Regions from separate parts of the Mus musculus genome. Here regions 1 and 2 are each linked to region 3. The links are chromatin loops, found by intact Hi-C in ENCODE. Cell type or tissue: heart. All regions are shown on one strand.

Region 1 (8,000 bases), 430 kb before region 3:
GACTCCTAGAGACAGAAGGTTGAGTGCAAGGTGAATTCTCAAGAGAAAAAAAATGTGAGGGAACCTTAGAGAAGACGAGTTTCGTGCATAATTGATCTGACAGGCAGTGCCCATTCAGTCACCACAGAAGGACCACTCTCCCATGCAGGAACACATTTCTATTGAGAGGCACCAGATGCCACCTAGTTAAAAAAATGTGTTCACAGGAGTACTATGTTGTCAGTCTGAGCTAGGGATTTGGAAAACCCAGACACTGTGTTAGAGACCATTATTATTATTATTATTATTATTATTATTATTATTATTATTATTACCATCATCATCATCATCATCACCATTATCATTTTAAGTCTAGCTCTGGACAAAATTGGACACAACTTATTCACTGAATGGTTGAGGGAAGGTCCTGTGTCTGTCCTTATGATCCCACACACCTTGTGACTGCTTAAACAATTTCAGAGAAAATATTTTTTTTTCTACTTTGAGAAACTTAAAGTGAGAGTTATATGAGAATCTTTCCTAGACAGTTGGGTTCAGCTGCTTCCTAAAGGCAGAATAGAGGCTGTATTTATCCCATCAACATGTCTGTGTTTATGTCCATCCTTGTCGGTCATCTTGCTGGAAATAATACTAGGTAAGATTGGCACTAACCTTGTTTTATAAATTTTACAATCCAGCAAAATTTCATGCACATCAATAGATATCCGGGGGTGACTGCGACAAAAGATTAAGTTCAGGTTAGTTGACTTAAGATAAACAGCTTATTCTGAACGAAGTGGTTTAAAGGCAGCTTACAACTTTTCAACATTGCTACATCTTAATAAGGCAACATGTGAGACTTATGATGTTCGGTGTTTGGAGAAACCATAGATATGGATGCAGACAGCTGTTCAGAGGAAGCATCAGTGTGATAGCAATGGCAAGACACATGGAGATAAGTAAAACCATGATAGAAAATGACAATTACAGATAGGGAGAAAGAAGTCACATCCAGACCTTTAACAGGAAGACAGTGGATGTATGGCTCCTGGGAGATGAACAAAATCTAGTTCCTACCTCAACTTCCCAATACACCTGTTCATTTGTGAAATAAATAAACTAATCCTATGTACAGTCTAGACACTGCTATGATCTGGGATAAAAATCAGACTAGATCAACATCAATTAACAGGATAAGGGGCTTGTAGAAGATACGCAGAGAACACAACTCTGCTTGCACTGAGTTCACTCTGGAAGCCACTGCCAAGGAAATGACGTTTGCTGACTGTTGAGAAGTTATCATTGCAGGGGAGAACGGGGGAAGTGCGGGGAGGGGGGTGCAACAGTTGAGAAAATAATGACAAGGACAGAAGTCAAAGATAGCTATGGGGGCACTCAGGCACATGTGAGAACAGGAAGTAAGGTGGGAGAGACCAAAGGGAAACAGGAGGGAAGGCTGCAGTCCTTGGGGAAGGACAGGAAGGAGGGGAGGGGCTGTAAAGGCAGGAAGCTCTAGAGGGCTGTTGTGGGGGAGAGCAAATGACATAATTAAGAGGGAGCCAGAGGCAGGCTGCAGCAAAGGTGCACAAGCAAGGCATGCAGAAAGCTCAGTGGGTCAAGGCGTAAGCGTGGACAGCAGACAGCACCAGGCAGACACAGCTGTGCAAATGCAGGGAGGTGGCAGGTCAGGGACATGACAAAGCTCAGTTGACAGGTTAGGGGAAAAATGGGCCAAGAAGCTGGCACTGGAATAGTGAGTGGCTCTCAGTTCCAGCTCAATCAACAGGCTCTGCACTGAAAAGTATTTCAAGGCCTCCTCTGGCTTTGACAGAGGATGGCCACAGTCAGCCAGTAATGTTCTCCATCAGTCTGCAAAACTACGTCTGGTGTCTAGTCTCCAGACTAGAGGCCGGATGAAATTGTAAGGGTGAGACAGAAGCAAACCCAGAGAGGAAGGTGGCGGAAGCTGAGGCATTGACAGTAGGATCTTCAGGGCCATACCAGGGCCTATAGCATGGTCATGGGAAGATTTGGCTGAACACAGAACAGGACATAGTCTAATATCCAAGTATTTAAATATAGCTGGCATTTTTCTCACTGAAGAATATAAGCAGCTTTGGAAATATATACTTGTTAGTGAAGAGAAGGGTATGTGGTTGGAAGAGCCCTTGCCTGTTATAACAAATGGGAAAACAGAGTGAGCACTTCCTTCCCACCTACAGCTTCCACTTCCCCAAATTAACATGGAGGCTTCCTCTAAGCTGACAATTCACCTGAACCTCTGAGCTCACTGAGCAGCCATTCATGGACCATTTCCTCCAATGGGGTAAGAAAGTGCAAGTAACACCTTGACTTCAGTGGCCAGATCTCTCCCTCTCCCTCTCCCTCCCCCTCCCCCTCCCCCTCCTCTTCTCCCTCTCCCTCTCTCCCTGCCCCCTCTCCCTCTCTCCCTGCCCCCTCTCCCTCCCCCTCTCCCTCCCCCTCTCTCTCCCCCTCTCTCCCTCTCTAATCTTGCATGTGAATACATGGATGTGCTCATTTCTGTATATATTTGTACATATCATTATATGTTCATTCATACATATATGTATGTGTGTGTGAATGTTCCAGTGCCTCCTACAGGCTGAGCTAGTGCTCTACCACTGAGCAATCCCACTCACCTTCCCTGAGAACCTTCGACATGGGACCTACCCTAGATTGGCACATTTGGATTGTCAGATATAGTGAGCATAGGTACAGTGTTGAATAGCCGACCTCTAGAACTCACTCACCTGATGAGCTGAACACTGATGCTATTGAACTGTCAACCGGACATTTGCTTGGTTCCTAGACTGTTTGTGGCAACTACCAATCTCCTGTTTTATTACAAGAATTTGATGTTGAGATATTGTAAGAGTGGAACTGTGCAATCTTTCTCACTTTATCACATATATTTCACTTAACATAATGCTTTCAGGGTTCACAGCCTTCTTTTAAAGGCTAAACAGCATCCCATTGCATGAATACGAATCTCTTCTTTTCCACTTGTCTTTCGGGGGACATGATATTTCTGCATCCTCCTCACTTTGAATATGGCTGTAGTAAACTAAGGAGGGTTAATATCTCTCTGATATCCTGATTTCAAACCTCTAGGATAAATGGCCGAAAGTGTTGGATCCCGTGGCAGTTCTGCTTTTAACTTTCAAGGTACCTTCACACTGTTTGCATTCACACTAACACAGCGCGGGATTCCAGTTTCTCTGCATTCTCTCTTAACTCTCTCCACATCGTCTCCTAAGCCTCTCTGCTCTCTGTTCTCCAGAGCGACAGTGTCCCGGCAGCCCAGCAGAGAAGGATCAATCAAGTCACGGTTAGCATAGGTCTGAGTGTCCGTTCTCTATGCCCCTGCCCACACCAGCTGCGTCATGGCTTTACGCAGAAGAATGAGAGATTAGAGACCGACCGTGAGAATCCAAAGCTTGCAGAACCCCTCAAAAAGGGGAAAAGCCTTTGTCATCAAAGGAGTTAATGAGCACACGTCTCTGCAGGAAGCCCTAAAGAAATGAGTGTTCTGAGTGTAGAACATTCACTTTACAGTAGGTGGTGTTATTGTTACATGCTCATACAGACAGTACTAATTAACAATCCTAAAGGCCACATCATTAAATTATCTTCAGCTTAAAGCCCTGCAATGTTTAGCACATCCCAGCAATTCAATTATATTCAAGGCAGTAGCCTGAATGTCAGGTACTCTTCTGTGGCCAGCGAAGAGCAAGCAGCTCTCAAAAGCAGATGAACCCCAGAAGGAGAGAACAGCTCTGACACACACACACACACACACACACACACACACACACACACACACACACCCTTGTCCCTCTTCCCAACATACATGCTAGATGGGAAGCAAAGATAAATTTCAAAGAAAATGCAGGAGTGAAACACGGACCTTACCAATTCTATATGTAAAAACAGGAAGACTCTGACAAGATCTTTAAAATCTGACATGAAAAATCGGCTCACTGCCCTCCCATCTCCTCAAGGTCCCCTGTCTGCATTTTCTTCTGAGCCTTCCTACCTCCCTTGTGATTTCTGAGCACAGCACACTGTGTCTGGGGGTTGAACTTGGACGACTTTGTAGCTTGTGGCTGGGCTTTCCCTGCAGTGAGCACTCAAAGGAGAGCACAAAGCTGTTCTGTTCCTCACCCTAGGAGACAGTTCCTGTGCAGAAAAGGCTTTGAGAGAGAGAGAGAGAGAGAGAGAGAGAGAGAGAGAGAGAGAGAGAGAGAGAGAGAGAAGTGGGCTCAACCTCATTTGACCTTCCCCATGCAGATGAGGTCCTGTGTGTAGGCTCAGCGCATCTCAGCAGGCCAAGTGACCTCCATTGGCAGGCAACACCGTGACACAACCTCTAGGTCGAAAGCTGCCTGTGGAAGAGGAACATCTATGGGTCCACTGATTAGCACACAAAGAGACAGACAGAGCCAGCGGGCAGCTGGCTAGCCAGGACACTCATCTGCAGGCACAGAAGCAGCAGACAGAGCCATCTGCCTCAGTTTCTCTGAACTATCTCCCTTAGTCGCCATCTCTGTAGAAACCATTTCAGCATCCATCCTTACTCCAGTACCACCCCAGTGTTCCTCGGGAAGATCCCACAAGATCCTTGGGGTCAAGCAACATATGAATCTACTTATCATGCTCCATTACAAAGAGTACATCCCAGTAAAGATTTCTGGATGGTATGAGAGCTGGAGAGAAGGTTGAGGGACAAACAGATGACAGATAAATGGCCAAAGCACACCAAAATGATCTTGCTCCCCTCTGTGGGAACTGAATCCTCCCCTGATAGTACCAAGATGGATCCTGGCTCTCCAGAGAGGAAATTGGTGACAGAAGCCAGTCTCTCTCTAAGATGAACATCGCTATCCAGTCAGGATATTGTTGCCACAGACCCAATAGAGCTTTTCTTAGTTTCCCTGCCTATGGTCTAGACAGGTACTGCCAGACATCAAATAACCTGTCTCTGGGCTTTGCAAACTCATAAAGCATTGTTGAGATCCTGTCTCTACCATGGCATCTTACAAACCTACTGGATCTAAGACAGCTCCAACACAGGCTCCAACCATTTACATGTGGAGGAGAATAACAGAACTGACTTCACAGGCTTTCTGTGTGGATTAATGTTTTGTGAGACCCCCGACATGCTCCAAGTCAATAGGAGGCAGCCTATAGATTGGCAAGTCCCTAATCTCTATAGAGACTGCCATCATTGTGAAGTGTGTTGCTCAGTTACATCATTCCCAAAAGGATGGCAGGGAAGAGCCACCGAGGCTGGAGGGAGTGCCCCATGAGCAGACGAACAGGGGCTTAAGAAAGTATAGTCTCTGGTTGTAGCTGGTTTTAAACGATGTCAGGCAGGCACTGCTGAGAAGCAGGTCGTGACGAGAGCAGGCAGAGAAGTGAGGAGGTTTGGCTTATAGTTAAAGCCTTTACCCAAGTGGACAAACATGAAGAGACTGCCTGTGCGTATGAGCTGAGATCGCCTCTGGGGAACAAAGTCATGAGATTACACTGATGCTGAAGTTCCTTGTGCCTCCATTTGTGACACCACTGTCCTCTGAGTCTCAGTTTACATCTTCTTGTGGCCTCACTTGACGCCAGCCTAATCCTCCCTACTGAAAATAAGTCCTCTCTCTTCTGAGGACCCTTAGCACTTGCGTGTGCAACACACCTGCAGATTTGCCCATGCTGGCCCCTTAGAATAGGATCATAACAAACACTCAAATCATACTAAACGTAGGAGGAGGGATTGTTTGAAGCAGCACACCTGCAAACACACAGCCAATTAAGTCTCACAACAACATCCCTTTAACTATGAAGCAGGTGGCATCAAAACTCCCATTTAACAGATAAAAAACTGATGCAGAAAAATTAATTAGCATGCTCAAGGTCAGACCACTTTAAATACATAAGGCAGCAAGAGTTTCCCTCATTATTTATCACCTCATTTCTCTCCCCGGCACAGAGGTGTTACTGCCCAGAGCACATAGACTGCACACTATTGTGCTAAGGCCCTGATTATATTCAAACTCCAGCTCTATATAAGTTCTGTATCCCTCTTCCTTCTCATGCAGAACACGAAAATGCTCAGTGCATGCCTCCTCGCTTGGGTTTTACGAGAACGAATTGGACTGCTCTAAGCATTCAGAGTAACTCCCATAAGTACTGTGTACACATACCTTAGTACTGTGAACAAGAGTCCTGGCTAACCTCATCTTTATGCCTTGTGCTCTTGTGTCCACACAGTTGATTTCTATGACTAGTTCAAGAATATGGAGGTAGCAGTAAAACAGATGGCTCAGTCCATTTCAGCACAGAATAACTTTGTAACACAAAGCTTGACCGTTAACTTCTTAGTCTTGACCTTCTTGGTTTATAAACTGGAAATGCTACACACTCTCCTGGAAATCCTACTCCACGAGTGCAGCGAAAACAGTGTATATATGACTGGGAAAACTGAAGGGACCATCCTGAGTTTATTTTCCCAGATGACACTATCTCTCGAGGGGCTCTGTCCACTGTCAAGGTTTTTTTGCTGCCTTCTACAAAAGCAGTTTGTAGAATTCTTGATAAGCCAAGTAATTTTCTCACAAAGCAGGTTGCATAGACACCCTCCTGATCTTATCAAGCTGGAGAATCCACTGCCCTGCTCTGGTGTTCAGGGGCCACATCTCATCTTGTCACCACAGATGTCTGTTGCAAAGCTTCCACCCAACTCCACCTTCAGTGCCAATAAAGTACCCGGACAGTCTGTAGAGGGGTAGAAAATGGTGTGACAGGTCAGACGCTATAACATATGAGACATTTATGTAACTGTAACTCTTGTAGTCAGACCCACCACTTACATGCTTTGTATTTTACTTAACTCCTTCCACAATGACCTGGGAATTTTGTGAGGGTTAGAGGCCTAAGCCAGCTTCTGGCTCATAAGAAGTGCCTAGTGAAACCATGTTCACTACCGTTAGCTTTCCTTCCTCACAAATGTCCATTGTACCTCATTTCACCCTGAGCTCAGGGAACCTAGAGCCCGCTGTGGGGAACTCACATTCTGAACTTTTCCTGACATCTTCCAGGACACACCTCTTGGTCCTCCATCTGACACCCCAGAGCCTGCTAAGATGCACACCTCCTAATGTGACATTTGCTGAATGATGCTTACTATGACAGCTCATAAAGTCTTAAAGTGCAATCCCTCATCACTTTTCCTCTGACCCCTTGTTTCCTGTTCACAAAGTAGAATCTCATGGGCTTGTGTGATACCTAAGGCATGGCATATTCCCATATATCCATTAGTATTTGTTACCTAGCAAGTTATGCCAAAACTTTGTTATTTTATAATAACCATTCTTTAGGTTCAAATTTCTATGGGCTCACAATTGGCCTGGTCTTTCGTTAGACTCTCCAGACCTGAGTTGTATCTCAATCCTCCAATATTCAAATGATCCAAAAAAATCACAAAGTAAACACAAATCCAAGGGAAATGGATCCTGTCTCTTGATGAGAGTTATGTTAAATTGTTGGTTGCATAATAATATTTTTGTATTCTGCCATAAGTGATAAATAAAAGCACCTCTTCAAACTAACTTAAGTTTTTGTCAAGTTTTCTAGTTCAGAAATTTTTGCAAGACTTCTTACATATAATGAAAGAAAACAATGTGATGAACTTTTACTATGTGTCCACTTGGTACTAGGTAGAAGTATTTACAGTATAGAATGGTAACATCTCTGCCCTAAAGGTGCCTGTCGGTGAAGTAGCAAAGTATACAGGTGCAGAGACAAATTCTAAGACTTGGTAAACTATCTGACAACAGAATATCTTTCACAGGGACATGTACAATTAATCATTGATTCTGTTGTTTACAGTAAATTCTAATTCAGAGCCAAGCTGCAGTGTGAGCAGACTGACCAAAGGATAAAAGGTTTTAGATGAATCTGGAAAGTTGGTTAAAATTGCTCTAAAGCTGAGCGGTGAATGAGCCCTT
Region 2 (8,000 bases), 150 kb after region 3:
ATAATCACCAGCAAAATGATTCTAGTTACTTCTTATCAGCTATTACTTTAAGTGTAAATAGTTTGAACTCTTTCATTAAAGATAGAGGTTGTCTGAGTATAGATAGTGGCACAAGCCTATAATGTTAACAGAGGCAAGAGGGTTGTGAGTTCAAAGCCAGCCTGAGCTACACAACTAGTACCAACCCAGCCTTCACTATGAGACCCTAGCACAGAAAAGGGGCAAACAAAAAAAGACAGATGGGCCACACATGTACAAGCAGAAAAGGATACTTGTGCAAGGGCCGGTGATGTAGCTCAGTGAAAGCATCTGTCCAGTATATTCAAGGCCCCTAGTTCAATCCCTAGCTCCACAAACTAAATAAAAATTCTATGCAAAAAAAAAAAAAAAAATTACCAAAAGATTGTAGAGGTGGTTGTACTAATATAAGATAAAATGGAATTTCAAATAAAAACATTTACAAAAGATAGCTCATATTAACAAGAGATTCAGTACAGTAAAAAGACATGAATAGTTGCATCATAAAATATGAAATGAAAGCTGACAGAACTGGAGAGACCACAGAACTTTGACAGAGTACTTAGACATTCCACTACTCTAACTAAAGGACACAGCAGAGGATGTAATCAAGATGGCAGACCAAGCAGACACTGCAGTCATGAAAATGCTCTACCGCATCAGCAGCAGGCACACCTCTCCAAATGAAAAACAGGATATTTTTCTAGGGCAGACCACATGGTCAGCCACAAACTCTGAAAATTTTAAAATTAGTCAATGAACTCTGTATGTTGGTCACTGACAGCCACTAGGAGAGAGAGAACTAGTTTTCTTTAAGAATGTTACCCTTGATTGCGTTCTTTCGCTGGTTTCTGGTCGTCTGGGGTTACTACAGGTTTACGTGCTGATTCCTGAGTTTAGCTTTGTGTGATGAATGGTTCTCTGATGTTTTCTCCCCTTGATTTCTGTTTCCTCTCTAGTCTTCTGGCCTGAGGGGCCTGGAGTTCTAGTGACCAGCAAGTCTTCAGGTCCAGTAGGGTGCTTCTGCTGGAGTTTTTGAAGCCTGCATGGCCTCTGGGGTTTTGAGTACTAATGTTGCTTCTGGGGTTCCTCCGTGAAGGCAGCAGTTTTTTGCTGGAGTTATGGGCTAGTATTTGGAGCCCAGGGTTGAAGGGGAGGTGCAGGGGTGCACCAGAGACACTGCTTGGAGGGCCAGGAGCCAGAGGCTGGATAGCCCAGAGACCTAGAATAGAACCAAACACTACTGGAAAAAAAAATCAATCAATCAATCAATCAATCAATCAATCAATGAAATGATGCCTAATGATATTCTGCTATACTCATCAGATGGTGCCTAACCCTGTTGTCACCAGAGAGGCTTCACTCAGCAACTGATGGAAACAGATGCAGAGACCCACAGTCAAACATTTAGGTGGAGCTTGGGAAATCCTATGAAAGAGAGGAAGGAAGGAATGTAGGAGTCAGAGGGGTCAAAGACAACACAAGAAAACCCACAAAAACAACAAACCTGGGCTCATAGGGATTCACAAAGATTGAACTACCAACCAGGGAGCCTGCGTTGGATTGACCTACATCATCTACATATATGTTACATTCGTACAGCTTTGTCTTCTTATGGGACTCCTAACGGTGGGAATAGGGGCTGTCTCTGACTCTGTTGCCTGCCTTTGGGACCCTTTCCTCCTACTGGGTTGCCTTATCTAGCCTTAATAGGAGAGGAGGTGTCTAGTCTAACTGCAACTTGGTATGCTACAGCTGGTTAATACCCATGGGAGAGCTACATTTTCTGAAAAAACAAAAACAAAAACAAAAAACAAAAAACAAAAAACAAAAAACAAAAAACAAAAAACAGAGGAGGAATGGGGGTGGGGTGAGGTCTGGGAGGGGAGGAGGGAAGGGAAACTTCACTCAGGATGTAAAATTAAATAAATAAATAAATAAATAAATAAATAAATAAATAAATAAATAGACAAGCAAACAAATAAAGAGTGTTGTCACTGGAGGGTCAGCTGACCTAGCTCCAGCAGAAGACCATACATACATAAATACATGGGTAGCACAGATTGCAAAAGAAAGGAGACAAAGTTGGGCAGGCAGGGAATAGGATGGAGGTCAACCTGGGAAGAGCTGGGGTGGGGAGGGGAGAGGATGAATATAGTCAAAATTCATTGTATGAAATTCTCAAAGGCATAAGAAAAAGAAAAAGCAAGAACGTGCAAAACTCGGGGCTCAATACCCAATACTAAAAAGCAGGGGCCAGAGGGTAGTCGCTAAGAGTACCTGTTACTCTTGAAGAGCACAGGGGCTCAACTCCCTACACACACATGTGGCTCAAGACCATCTGTAAGTCCAGCTACTGTAAATTTTACTGTCTTCTGACCTCCAAGGGCTCCTAGGCACCTAGGCACACATATACACACCTGAAGGCAAAACACTTGTACATATAATAAAATATGACCAAGCCAGCTCAGTCAGTAGACAGGTTCTTCAGCACAGGAGTGAAGATTAAAAAGAAAAATGGCAATTAGACAACATTGTTGCATGACCCCACCCAGTTCTGAGGCTGAGGTGGGTTTATTTTTTCCCAGTCTTTTTTATACCATTTTAATTACATGCAAGCAACAAGGTCAGTTCTAGGTTAAGGAACAAACAAGACAATAAACACAAATAGTCAAGGAACGAGCAAGGCAATAGACAGTCCCCACCAGCACTGATTCTAAGGGCTTGTCAGGATGACCAAAATATCTGAGCCTACTTCCTTGTCCAAGCCCAAAATCAGATTCTTGCCTGAAGCCTACTCCTTTGTTCCACCCTAAAATTAGATTCCTGCCGGAGCTTACTTCCTTGTCCTTGGCCAATCTCAGATTCCTGACTGAAACCCATTTCCTTGTCCTTGGCCAATGTCAGATTCCCGCCAAGCGGCCTCCAAAGCTCTCCACAAAAATAAAATAAATATAAGAAACTTTTAAGCTAGATATCGTAAAAGATAGGTGTTTCTGAAGAAAAACTGGGAAAGTCACAAATTTGAAGATAGTAACATGGCTCTGGAAAGACAGTTCAAGCAAGAAAAGGCTTGCCACATACACAGAAATATCTGAGGTCAATCCTCAGAGCCCACATTTAAAAAATAAAAATAAACAAAAGGCATGGTGGCATACACTTGTGATCCCAGCCCTGGGCAGGCTGAAATGGGCAGATCCCTGCAGCTCCCTCGCCAGCTATCCTATCAGATTGGTGCGCTTAGGACCAACGCAAAATAAACAGGAATGTGTCTAGTGTGGAATTACTATTCTCTCCAAGCAAACAAGTAATTTTTCTTGCTCATGTCCTTCTCTAGATTAAATATGTCTTCAACACAACCTCTTCTTCTCTCATATGCATATAGCTGATAGACAGACAGACAGACAGACAGACAGGATAGGGATGGTTGGTAGGTAGGTATGTAAAGAGGTAGGTAGGTTGGTAGATATTAACAGAAAAACCTCAAATGCTATTTTTAAAAGTGACAAAAATCTAAAGTACCATGAAATGGGAAAATATCAGTGACAACACTCTGCAATAATGCAAAGGACTTGGACTGAGGTCTGAGGAAAGCTATTGATGTTTCCTGAGCACATGAGAGTACATAGGCTCTTTTATGGCTGAAAGCAACACAATGCTTCTTGGCTGGCTCCTGACCTAGCCTTGTGCTATGGGAAAGACATCCCCGGGTTTTCCAAAGGAAAGACCCAGAACTGAGAAACAGGAGTCAAGGTGGGAGGTAGCTGCCATTGCCACAGACCCTGAAATAACCGGTTGCCTTCCACCAACACCAACACCACCACCACCACCACCATCTCCTGTCCCACATAGGAAACAGCCCTGGTAATCTCAAAGTCCTTACCAGCCAGTCCTTCACTGTCCTCAGTCCTGAGAAGAGCAGTTGGTGCTCACCATAAACGCACTGTATGAAACACATCCGATTGCGCTGGCTGGTCCGCTAACTTGGCCTCCTCTGAAATTGCCCCCTTTGGATGTGCAAGGACAGTGTTTATCATCCTGCTAAGCCCAATACTTCAAATAGAACAATTTCTGTCTCTTCCAAAATCAGGTGAACTTTAAACATGTAGGATCCTAATACCTTGTTCCAGAGACTGGGGTCCCTGTGACATGGAGATACTCACGGCACACCCCACCCCCTTTCCTTTTCAACTCGGTGGCAGAATTCCCCAAGAAGTCTGGACAGTGCACAGTTTACTCTGAGGTGAAATCTTTTGAACAACAGATGGGCGTGCATTCGCCCCTGGACTTTTAAGATGAAATTCGATGCGACATCCCCTTTCCTCCAGGGGGCGCTGAAAGGTACATGGACTATGCTGCCGTTACCCCTTCAACAGCCCATCAGGTCTTGCAACTATCATTATTTCTGCAGAAAAGAAAGAGCCAGAATTGAGTCTTGCGACAGAGCAACCGATCCCTGCTGTCACCCAGCACCAATAGTCCAGATACTAGTGCCCGGTGAGCACAGCCTCACGCAGCCATTGAAGATTCTGGCCAGCACGGAGGCCACAGGCCCTGTCTTCCATATCATAAACGTCTGTGTCTGTCTCTGCCTCCTGCTCAGAGCTGCTCCTTCCATTAATACAGGAGCTGACAGATTGGTTGAGAATCTGTAACTAATATTTTGAAGCCATAAGAGATGATTGTGCTGTGTCTAATTACAGAGTTGATCATCTTAGCTGATTATGATAGATGACTCTTGATGGTGGTCAGAGCCTCCTGTATATTTTAGGTGGAATGCTTTCTTTTGACATTTACTTTACAGAGACATATGTGCATCCTATTTTAATTAATGGAAGAAATGATTCATTCACAAGTGAAAGATTTAATTAAATAAAGGGTCAGTGCGGGTCAGCCATGAATTGCAAAATACCTTAGATGCTCATTGTAGTCCCCGGCATCTCTGCATGCTGTCTGGAGCGTGCATGGCAATAAAGACTCCCCTGCAAAGGGACAGAATGAGTTTCATTCATTCACTCAAAAAATATTAATTGGGCCCCTGGTGTGTTTGAGGCACTGTGCTAGACCCTGGGGAGGCAATGGACAGACAGAACTGGCTGCCTTCGGTCATGGCACTTATAAGGGAAAAAAATGAAGGACAGGAAAATGGGACCTAATCATTACAGATTATAGCAAGTTTTGAGGAGGAAAAAAAATAGCAGAACATTTCCTGTCAGTGCTTAGGAATAGCTACTTTAAAAGCTTAGTACCTATCTTTACAATATTATACTTGTTTAATTTGGGAATATATTATCAGAAGCCTGTCTGGTTCACTTCCAGTGGCTAAAATGTTTTATTCTAAAAGTAGCAGTCATCTAAATGAAGTGACTCAGGAAATATTGGAGACTACAATTGCTTTGTGCTTTAGCTTCTTCCTTTGAGTTGACCAAACTTAGGCTTTCAAGCCAGGCAAAGCCAGGGCTTCTCGGCTGCCTTGCCTTTTGCCTCAGAACAGCGTGCAATGCTGACCTGGGGATGGAGCAGACATATCACATGGTTGTCAGCCAATACCTGGATGTCCCAGGGCACAGCAAGATCCCATTGATGTTGACAGTTCACATTCTTACTATGTGGTTGCTACAAGTAGTTTCTTCTCTCTCTTCTTTAACTAGCCTCATACTACTCTTTTCTAGTTGCTTTATTCTTTTATGATTCCGTTATCTGATGGCCGAGGTTGTAATTTTATTGCTACTAGACCCAGCCAACATCCACTAACACTGAGTAATTGGTAAGTGGATAGTTGGGGCTCCTGCTTCCTGATTTAGGAACAGAACAGCGAATAAACAAGTCCCTCAACGCTTGCCAAGACAGGTGACATAAAACCTAAGTGGCCAAACCTATATTGCCTATCGTGCAAACTACTTGCCTTGCCCTCTGCCTGCCACTCGCATCTTGGCTCTTACTGCTTTGCTCACAGATGTAGCTTGAGCCACAGGCCTTGCTTGGCGTGTTCATGGCTTCTAGACACTGCTTCAAAATCTTCTCTTCAAAGGGACTTTTTCTAATATTCTAATCTCTTGTTTTCTAACTCTCTTACCTTAATATAATGCTTTCATTCTACATTTAAATTTTTTACTTATTGATTGTTTTACGTATATATGAGTGTGCCTAAGTGTGGCTATGCGTACACCATGTGTCTGGAGATGCAGACAATTGTGAGTTACCCAGTATAGGTGTTGGAAACTAGGTCTGCTGCAAAAGTTACAAGCACTCAGCCACTAAGTCGTCTCTCCAGCCCCATTTTCTCTTGTCTTATGGTGGTATCACTAATGAAAATTAAATATTTCTATGTTCATAAATGTATACTTATATACATTTACATGTATATTTCCTGTACTTATAGTGTATAAATTGTTGAAGGCAGATATCTGTTCCTGATCAGCTGTGTACCACCATGCCCTTGAATGGATCAAGAAAGTGGAAGATCTGGTTTTTATTTTTCTGGCAAAGTAGCATAAGAACTATCCAAGTCATTTGCTTAGTTTACCAAGTAGGGTAGCCTCCAAAACATGAGACTGTGCCCGAGGATGTCTTGGGTTTTAATTTTTGGAGGGTTTTGTTTTTTGTTTTGGTTTGGGTTTGGTTTGGTTTGGTTTGGTTTGGTGTTTTGGTTTTTTTCACTTTGTAGCACTGGTTAACTTCAGAATGACAGGAAAGGGGGAAATAACGGTTTTCAGTCCCAAAGAAGATAGAAACACAGCCAATGGGCGCCTCCCATCCTCCAAACTTGACTAGATCTCTCTTACAGTTTCTCCCCACAGACCTGGGCCTTTGGCAGCTCACTACCCCTGTGACTGAAAGAGACGTGTAGACTTCGTTGCAGAGCGTTTGTCTCAGGATCAAGCCCTGGGTTCAATCCCTAGCACGATGAGAAGAAAAGTAGTTTTGAGCTTAGGCCTGTTCTCAAAGCCAACAAACACAGGATTTCTAAAGCTTTCTCGTGATCTGACGAGAAGCACGCCGATGGGGAAGCTTGGATGTTTCCGTTGGCCGCCTCCACTGACTGAGAACCAGAAAACTGAAAAGACAGATGCCTTTATTTGCCTCAGATGTCTTGGTGATAGAGAGTTGTTCCAAGATACTGTCTGGGAAACAATGGCAATGACAGGCTAGCTGGGTTGGAAGCATGGAAGGACGAACAGGTTTTCTTTCGCTCCCACGTGAGCAGTTGGGAGCCTTGGTATACAGTGACCATGCTGTTGCCTGGGGTGCGGCCTTGCTGTGGGTGTTCAGGGCACTTTGTCCCGGAAGTCTGTCCAAAAAGCCAAACAATGCTGGGTGTTCCTGGCAAGGCCTGGCCTGGCTTACTCAAATCAGTGTTGGGAGAGGTGCTTCAGGGTAACAGAACTGGCTCCATTTCTACCATGACCACATCGGTACTGGTTTCCGCTGAGCAAAAACAAAATTCAAAAAAAAAGGTCTGTACCGAATTGTATGTGGCTTTTGTTTTATAAACATTTTTTTTTTCTTTTTTGGTCTGTGGAAACTGCAATAAAGACCAATACCATATCCAGTTGCTTTCCAGAGAGCAAAATCAACTTGGGAGACCTATCTTCTTGGCACGGGATCCTGTCTTCGCTTGCAGATACGTGACTAAGGGCAAGGACAGAGTGGTGGGCTTCAACCGGGAGATACTTGTAGTCAAGAAAATGTTCTTGGAGAAGGCAGGGGTCTGCTAGGCAAGGGAGAAATTTCCCAGGTGAGGAAATTTCATGCATGCTGGGCCCAGACACCCCACAGATGGGGGAGGGGGGACTCTTCTGGAGAGCCTTGCTGTGCCCGGCTGCAGAGACCCTTCCCGGAAGCTCCCTATTCAGTTCACTTCCAACCGGAACCCATTTAAGGCAAGGGGATGAACGCTTACAGCAAGCAGGAAGCCACTTCCTTTCAAACACACAGCAGACCAGGGTGACAGCATTCACAGAATAAACACATTCTAAGAA
Region 3 (8,000 bases):
TCTCTAGGGAGGGCGCCTGTCACTGCAGGAGGCCAAACCATGTGCTGGGCGCATGTATGTGGCCTAGCTGTGCTATGGAGACCCATCTAAGATACGGTACTTCACTGAGGGTGCTGGTGCCTGGCCCTGGGAAACAGAATCCTGCTTTCTTTTTTTCCTCTACTTAACCCGCTCTATTCAACTTAATCTATTCAGTACCTCCTCTCTCACCCACTGGGGCAAGACCGTGGGGATGCCACACCTGAGAACATGAGTAGCTTTCTTGTGAAGAAACAGGCTGTCACAGTCCCACCACCATAGTAACAGACGGAGCCTATGGGTAAGGACCCTAAGAAAGGTACCTCAGTTTAAAGGAACATCTGGCAAGGTGGCTCGTCAGCAGGTAAAGCTCCTTGCTACAGAGCCTGATGACCTGAGTTCAATCTCTGGCTCCCACATGATAGCAAAAGAGAACCAACACCTGCAAGGTGTCCTCTGACCTCCATAGCCCACTGAGGCACACAAACACACACACACACACACACACACACACACACACACACACACACACACGTAATTTAATTTAAAAAAAAAAGAAAAGGGGGTCATTTAATCTTAGACCTCAGGGACCAGCAAGTGTTAGCACAGCACGGAAAAAGGCATAGCCTGTGCCCAGGACCCAGCAGGGAGGAAGCATTTGGCTTTGGGAGATCTGGAAGGAGTTTAACACACCACAAGTGGTGAGAAGATAAGGCTCTACAAAGGTAAGCGAGGCCACTCACGGCCCATTAATGTTTTAATAGTTTCCTGCACAATAAACAAGTCTTGGTTTAGAGTTATTGAAAACAGGCTTTCTTTAATTAACAAAATAAAATCAGACAAGAAAAATGGCTGTGGAGATCAAAGCCTGAGACTGGCAATACCCATAACTAGCACCTGTGTACAGCATGTCACCCTTTCCAGAAACTCGTGCTGACCACTGTCATCCTCTCATGCCCAGGACTCCAGGGTCACCCAGCACAGAGCCCTGTCTGTCATACAGAGCCCTGTCTATGATGTCATACAACCCATCAGTGGAATTCAGTACGGGCCTTTAGACATTTGGCCTCATCAGCTGAGTTTATCAAGATCCTTTGAGAAGTCGTGAAGGGCATAGAAGTCTAAACCAAACCTCTTCCTGCTGGACACTAAAGCTTCTAAAGGCGGATGCCACATTTTCTTTACTCCCAACATTCCCAGACCCTCAAGTCCACGACACCAAGAAAACTGCAGCCTCTTGGTACTTACTGACCAAATGACTAATGGCTCCCAAGTGGTTGATCCTAAAAGGAGAAACCAGGAATGCACGCAGAGGTCTGTCTACTCCTTCTGTGTCAGAGACAGGGGTGCCCCCTTACCCCCCCCCAGCCCCCCTCCTCCAGCTTTTGGCTGATTTGCCAAGGACAACTCATTTGTGCTAAATAGTAGGCTTAGTTCATGCAAACAAGAACAGGAAGCCAGAAATGACTAACTGACTGGATTCGTGTGGTCCAGGAGAGGTAGCATCATCCCCAGGAGGGACAATATAGTAGCTGCACTCAATGCAGACCTGCTTGCTGGGTCCCTTGTGTGGCTGGTAGAGACTGATGTGTTGGAGGGGAGCTTCCTGTATTTTTGTGTTTCCGTTTATATGTGTAAATGTCCTTAAATAACCCACCTTGCCTGGAGAGGAAAGCTAAGCGTCACACCCACTTCTGGATTCCACATTAACAACCTCCTTCCGTGCAGTGTTAAACTTTGCCCCGAAGGGCCTTTTGTTCAACTTTTTAATTTGAAAAACAGATTTTGCTGTCACAGCCCAGCCTGCCCTCCACAGCATGCGTGCGCTCACACACACACACACACACACACACACACACACTGTCTCTCTGTCTTTCTGTCTCTGTCTGTCTCTGTCTCTCTCTCTCCCAAAGTGAAATATCTCAGATCTACTTCTTTTCTGTTTTTAAAATGTATGCCCTGCCCGCTGCGTAGAAAGGGAGACTGTAAGAAAAAGTTGCGTGTGTTAGAATATTGGCAGTTGAGAAGGAAGGTGAGTCCCTTGACTTCATCACCTGTCTCCAGTAGACTCTGGACCAACTCCATTTTGTAAGGCACAAGAGAAGGACCAGCCTGCCACTGTCACAGTGCGGGCTGCCATCTCAGCCCTCTTGTTTAGGATACAGTGGGACGGAGGCTGTTTATGGTTCGTAAATCCTGACTACTGTGAGCATTCCAGAATCCCCACAGAATGGGGCTGGAACTTTCATGGAGCTGTAAATTAAGGGGCGGGAAGTGTGATAAAACTCCTAAGAGAACCGCGCTGCAATGGTTAAATGAAATTTTATAAGCACGTCGCTGGGCGCGGAGCTGTTTTGCATTACATGAGTTGAATACCTTAGAGACACCACATCTGCAGGCACTTTATTAAATCCTGAGTCAGCACTTTCCAACCTGATGAGATTACTTCTCCATCTGACCAGCTAGAAGGAAAGCTGAGCTCTCGGACTGCAGATTTCTTTTGATGTTTCACCTTGAACACTGAAAGAGGACGGGTTCCCCCTCCCACCCCTGGTTCATCCCAAACTGTGGACATTGAGAATGTAACTGGCTAATTTCTTGAAACTAGAGCCTTTGAGGGAGTGTGGATTTATGGGCCACCAAATCAACTGTGGTTGAATGTTCCTGCTGGGGGAGGGGCAATAGATCAAAGCCCAGTGTTTACTGCCTCAATGTAAATGTATCAAGATAACATCCTCTGATGCAGTACTGTAATATTGCCACTCTCGGCAGATAAGGGACAGGGATTCCTTTGTAGTCGCCTGGATACAGTAGGGCAGATTAAGGGCCTATAAAGTATGAAGGCAGAGGCCATATGAAACCCAAGCAGATGTCAGACGTGAGGATGATTTCCTGACTCTCCCTCCACAGATGAGTTTTGCTTCTCGTGTCAGTATCTTCCCAATGACTTGATTCAATCCAAGTATTTCCCAGATTTTCTCAGATCCCTCTCGCTCTCTGTTCTCCTGTCCCAAGAAGAAAGATGCCGAATCCTCCTTTAGTGAGTGCTCTCAGACTTGCTGCGTTTTCAAGTAACGAGATTAAAGGGAAATGCCACAGCAAAGGAGCCTTTCCTCCTATTGCCTTACCCGGCTGAGGCGATTGGCAGTTCTCAGAAGTTTAGGAAAATCCAGGAGCACCTCTGTGTGGGCGGTTGTCACACCTGTCACCACCAGTGTCTTCAACTACAAACTGACAGATAGAAAACTTGGCAAAATGGAGTAATTTCTTATTGCTTACAACTGTTTCTCTACTATATTTCTGCAGATCGTTTACTAAGAGACCTCATTCAAAAAAACAGAAAGAAAGAAAGAAAGAAAGAAAGAGAGAAAGAAAGAGAGAGAGAGAGAGAGAGAAGTTCGTGTGTGGTTCCCCCTAACTGACTTCCCATTCTGGAAGCCCTTGGTCAAGTAGCTGGGTTAATTGTCATGAAGATTAGTGAGATGTTGAAATAAGTACTAATGGTCAAATTACAGGAGTGAAAAGTGGGAGAATAGGTTTTGGTTTGGACCTGAAAGGGTTAATTAAGGTTTTTTCACGGGTTATTAAAGACCCCCAACCCCTGCCTTAGGAGTCATATTGACAGCCCACCACAGGGCAGCTCAGCTCCTCTATTGACATGTTGCTGGTAGGAGCACAATAGCCCCAGTATCTGCAAATCATTGCTAAAATCATCTCAAGGAAAAAAAAGTTCCCAAGCTTTAACATTAGACAAAAGCCCGGGAGTTGCAGTGTGCAGCTCAAAAACCCAGAGTCAGCAACTTCTATTGATTAAAAACTAACCTTTAAAGTAACTCTGAGAGCGTGTGGTTAGCATTTAAATTTAAACATGTCGTGAGTTGATTTGTGTTACTGAATACCAACTCAGAAGGAGTAACATTCACAGTGCGGTTTTTTTTTCTTTCTTTCTTTCTTTTTTTTTTTTTTTTCTAACTCCCTTAAGCAGCTAAAGTATTTCATGAAATGTCAAAAGGGCAGAAAGAAAAAGGGGAGGGGCCAATGCGGGGCCTCATCGTTTTCTTTCCCAGGCAAATATTCACCCCCCAAAAGAAAAGTGTGGAGAGCGAAACACAATAATTAGTCCTTTGTCTAACTTTCTCAAATGCCAAAGAAAGACAGATTAATTAAATATACAACAGTGTTGGTTTTTGGAGCGGGGGTCTAGCTTGCTGGGTAGGTCATAAATTAGGCAGAATAAATACTTCAGTGTGTTTGCAGTGGGCCTGCTACGTCAGAGCCACTGGAAGGTTGGTGGGAGGAGAGTGGCGGGTTTCTTGCTAATGATAGTCACGTCTGGGTCTGTCTGGTTGCTAAGAGCAACCAGACATGATGTAACACCAGGATGAACTTGAACTTGGGGGACTTGAAAAGAGAACAATAGCCCAGAGCAATCAATAAAGCCTATTTCAGTGAAGGGTTACAGAGCTGCTCTGGGGTAACCTTGTGGGCGAGGCACACACTGAATAGTAAGATGTGTGAAGAAACTTTTTTTTTCTTTGCTTTGCTTTGCTTTGCTTTGCTTTGCTTTGCTTTGCTTTGCTTTGCTTTGCTTTGCTTTGCTTTGCTTTGCTTTGCTTTGCTTTGCTTTGCTTTGCTTTGCTTTGCTTTGCTTTGCTTTTTAGCAGAAGTATGTACAGGGCACTGCTGATTTTTGTAATGTCCTGAATGCAGAAACTACGGGACGGAAAACTGCTCCCCCTGGTGACTCGCCAGGTCCCAGGCCTTTGCTTCAGGACTGCCACACTGAAGAAGTCCAGAATTTCACAACTGCCTTAGAAAGCATGCAAACAGATTGGGAACAGCACTTACCACTCAGTTTGAGACTGTTCTGTATAAGAGCAGATATGGAAAGTGGATCTGCGTCAGAGATCAGGAGAAACTTAACGCAGACACGGTTTGCGGTCTGCTTCCCTCCCCTTTCCTTCTTACTGATCTTTCTTTTGTCCACTTAGATTTAGGCCATGCATACTTGCCAGGGTGATTTCTTTTCCAGATATAAGCAGCTTTATTGGGTTCTCCGAAGCGCATGGTCAGAGAGTAAAAGTCTACAGGATGAGTAGTTTTGTGGTTTGAGCTAGGAGTTTTTGTTTTGTTTTGTTTTGTTATAAGCGCCTTTGGAAATCAAAGGTACCTTGTGTGACCAGGAAATTTTACACCATGCCTCCATGGAGCTATCACTTAGCTATTTATCCCTGGGATCAAAGGAGTCCCGACTTTCCCCTAATTGAATCTCCCCGACAAGAGTGAGCTTTAGCCCTCACCTCCGGAATCAGTTCCGACTGACTCAAACCCTGGTGATGTTTTCAATGCAGAACTCACAGCCTCGAAGCTGGTAGGTTTTCTGATGAAAATACTGAATTCTTCAGAATACTTAGAAGAAAGTTGGCAAAAAAAAAAAAAAAAAGTCATACAATTTTTAGCCTCACTTGAGTTTTGAGATTGGTCTATAGTTGCTCATTTTGTTAAGCGAACTCTCTGTGTTGACAAAGAATGTTTCTGAAAGGGACATAAGACTGGCTCCACAGCTGGCAGAAAGCTCCAAGGGCACATTGAGTAGACAGAAACATGAACGAGAACTACAGTGGTTTCATTTCCCCATGAACACAATGGTGCTTCATAAGGTGCCATCTTATTTTATTATGTATCTTTTCTAAGAAAAGAATTTTAAATATATGCCATTGAAAGGATTTGCACCTGGCCGGGCAGTGGTGGCGAATGCCTTTAATCCCAGCACTTGGGAGGCAGAGGCAGGTGGATTTCTGAGTTCAAGGCCAGCCTTGTCTATGAAGTGAGTTCCAGGACAGCCAGGTCTATACAGAGAAACCCTGTCTCGGAAAGAAAAAAAGAGAGAAAGAGAGAAAGAGAGAAAGAGAGAGAGAGAGAGAGAGAGAGAGAAAGAGAAAGAAAGAGGAGGGGAGGGGAGGAGAGGGGAGGGGAGGGGAGAGGAGGGGAGAGGAGGGGAGAAGAGGGGAGAGGAGGGGAGGGGAGGGGAGAGGAGGGGAGGGAAGAAAGGATTTGCACCCATCATGAGGAGCAAGGGGAGAGGCCAGTCTGACTTCCCACCCCCCACCCCCTCCCAGGTCACCAGTGAGTTTTCCACCAGACCTTTCTGTTTTAACTGCTATCATGGGCCACCTACAGAATGTTGTGTTTGTACATTTAGCACCTGTCCTTAGCACCTACACCTCACTGAGAAATATATTGAGAAAGTCATGGAAATAGCTATTTGCTGCAGCCCCAAGCTCACACTTCAGCCACTCCATCGAATTTGCTTGTCTTTCTTGAGCCCTCCCAGGCATTAAGCTAGGTACTAATAAGATAGCCAGGTTCCTTGCCCTCTTCTAATTGGCTCACTACAGGGTTACAAAACCTGCCATGTGACCAGAAAGACGGCACCTGGTAAGATATATGCAAAGCATTGGCAAAGCCCACAAAGGCAATGAATTTTAATGTCAGAGGAATAAGATAAATTTCAGTGGCTTGGGATTTACTGTCATCCCTCGACCACATGAACTCCCAAGGTAAATTCTGATCCCATGGTTAAAAGAGCAACTTTCAAAATAGTTTTACAATATTGAATGCTTTTTGTTTTTGTGCACTGGATCACTGTGGGCCTTGCTCATACTAGCCAAGAGCTACCCACGAGCCACTACACCCAGCACTACACCTGCATTTTAATTAGACTTTTCTTTTTGTCTTCCAGTCCTGGTACCTGGGATAAAAGTTGCAGCATCCCACCATCCTCCAGACAGACCACCTGACCCCTTCTCAACTCTGTAACATGGACGCAACCTCAACCCGGCGCAGTTACAACTTCACTGTCAGTGGAAGGGGAGCGAAACCAACTCGAATCAACTTATACATGGAAACAGCAAACATCGTGGTCAAACAGCAAAGGCCATAACTTTTTGGGATTCTTTTTTTTTTCTTTTTTTCTTTTTTTCTTTTTTTTTTTCTTTTTTAATACTTTAGGGACTGTCGTAATTTCTCATGGTGCTGGAAATGGTTGGGCTGTGTGACATTTGAAGTGTTTCAGTGGTGGCGTGAGCAGTAGGTGAAGTGGTTGGTGAAGGATGAGCCTCGCTCGTGAACTTCCTGTGGTAACACTTGGGAGCCTGGCCTTTTCCCAGTATTTCCTGAATTTGCCCGTGCAGGTGTGTGACCCTCCCTGAGCATCTGGAGACACCTGGAGCATGAAACCTTCTGTAATCGCTGAGATCTGTAACTTACAGGACACTCAAAGGGCAATGGTTTTTTTTGGGGGGGGGGTTGTTTTTTTGGTTTTTTTTTTTCTGTAACATATTAGGGAAAAAATGCAGTTAAGTTGATCTTTCTTTTAATTTGGTTTGGTTCAGCAGTCAGCAGTTACATACATAACACAACCCGCAAGGACAGTGAATCCGCTCCTGTTGCAGAGCAATTTCCAAAAAGACGGCAAAGACTACTACTATCAGTTTGGTTGGGTTTTTGTTTTTTTGTTTTTTTTTTTTTTGTTTTTTTTTGTTTTTTTTGTTCTTAAGTTTTGAAATGCTGCACTTACATTTAAAAAAAAACATTTTTCAACAATTTCAACAATGACACAAAAATTCACATGGAAATGGGGAAGATGGTCTGTTTTGACAGAAACTGACAGGAATCAAAACAATCGAATTTTGAATTGAGTGAAGTGCAATTTCATTGGATAGCTAAGTATCTTTGTAAGATAGAGATTGTTGAAAATTCTATTTTTGTTTTTCAAGTCCTCCCACCCCAGGACTCTAAATTATTGGGGTAAAAAACAGCCTTGCAAGAAAAAGGGGAGCTATTTTTGCTTTTTATGTTTTTTATTGTTAAACTTGTATCCCTTTAAAAAAAAACCGAAGGAAAATTTAAAAAAACAAAAAAAATACAAAAAAAAAATACAAATCTAATGGTGCTTTTACCACAATATGTTAACTACATTA

The links. Peaks named below come from ENCODE experiments on the same cell type or tissue, not always from the same donor. Only the 100,000 strongest peaks of a DNase experiment are listed, where the experiment ranks them.
Region 1: it touches region 3 in a loop (1.9-fold over the local background); 2 of 42 quality-filtered maps call a loop at or near these places.
Region 2: it touches region 3 in a loop (2.2-fold over the local background); 5 of 42 quality-filtered maps call a loop at or near these places.

What each region holds. Positions count from the first base shown.
Region 1 is chr4:97,672,643-97,680,642 of GRCm38, forward strand. It overlaps a transcript of Nfia not described here. Among named protein-coding and RNA genes, the nearest start is that of E130114P18Rik, 92 kb to the left of the region's middle. In heart, a CTCF peak has its summit at 3,556; a DNase peak (open chromatin) is centred at 1,439; H3K27ac peaks cover 599 bases.
Region 2 is chr4:98,250,703-98,258,702 of GRCm38, forward strand. No RefSeq gene overlaps it. Among named protein-coding and RNA genes, the nearest start is that of 0610025J13Rik, 67 kb to the right of the region's middle. In heart, a CTCF peak has its summit at 4,344 (motif pointing right); DNase peaks (open chromatin) are centred at 7,299 and 7,819.
Region 3 is chr4:98,104,458-98,112,457 of GRCm38, forward strand. Nfia (nuclear factor I/A) reads left to right here. Exons shown (of 11, transcript NM_010905.3): 11 at 6,761-8,000. The coding sequence ends at 6,778. Among named protein-coding and RNA genes, the nearest start is that of Gm34784, 18 kb to the right of the region's middle. In heart, a CTCF peak has its summit at 4,776 (motif pointing left); DNase peaks (open chromatin) are centred at 1,014, 1,644, 4,294 and 4,754; H3K27ac peaks cover 3,309 bases.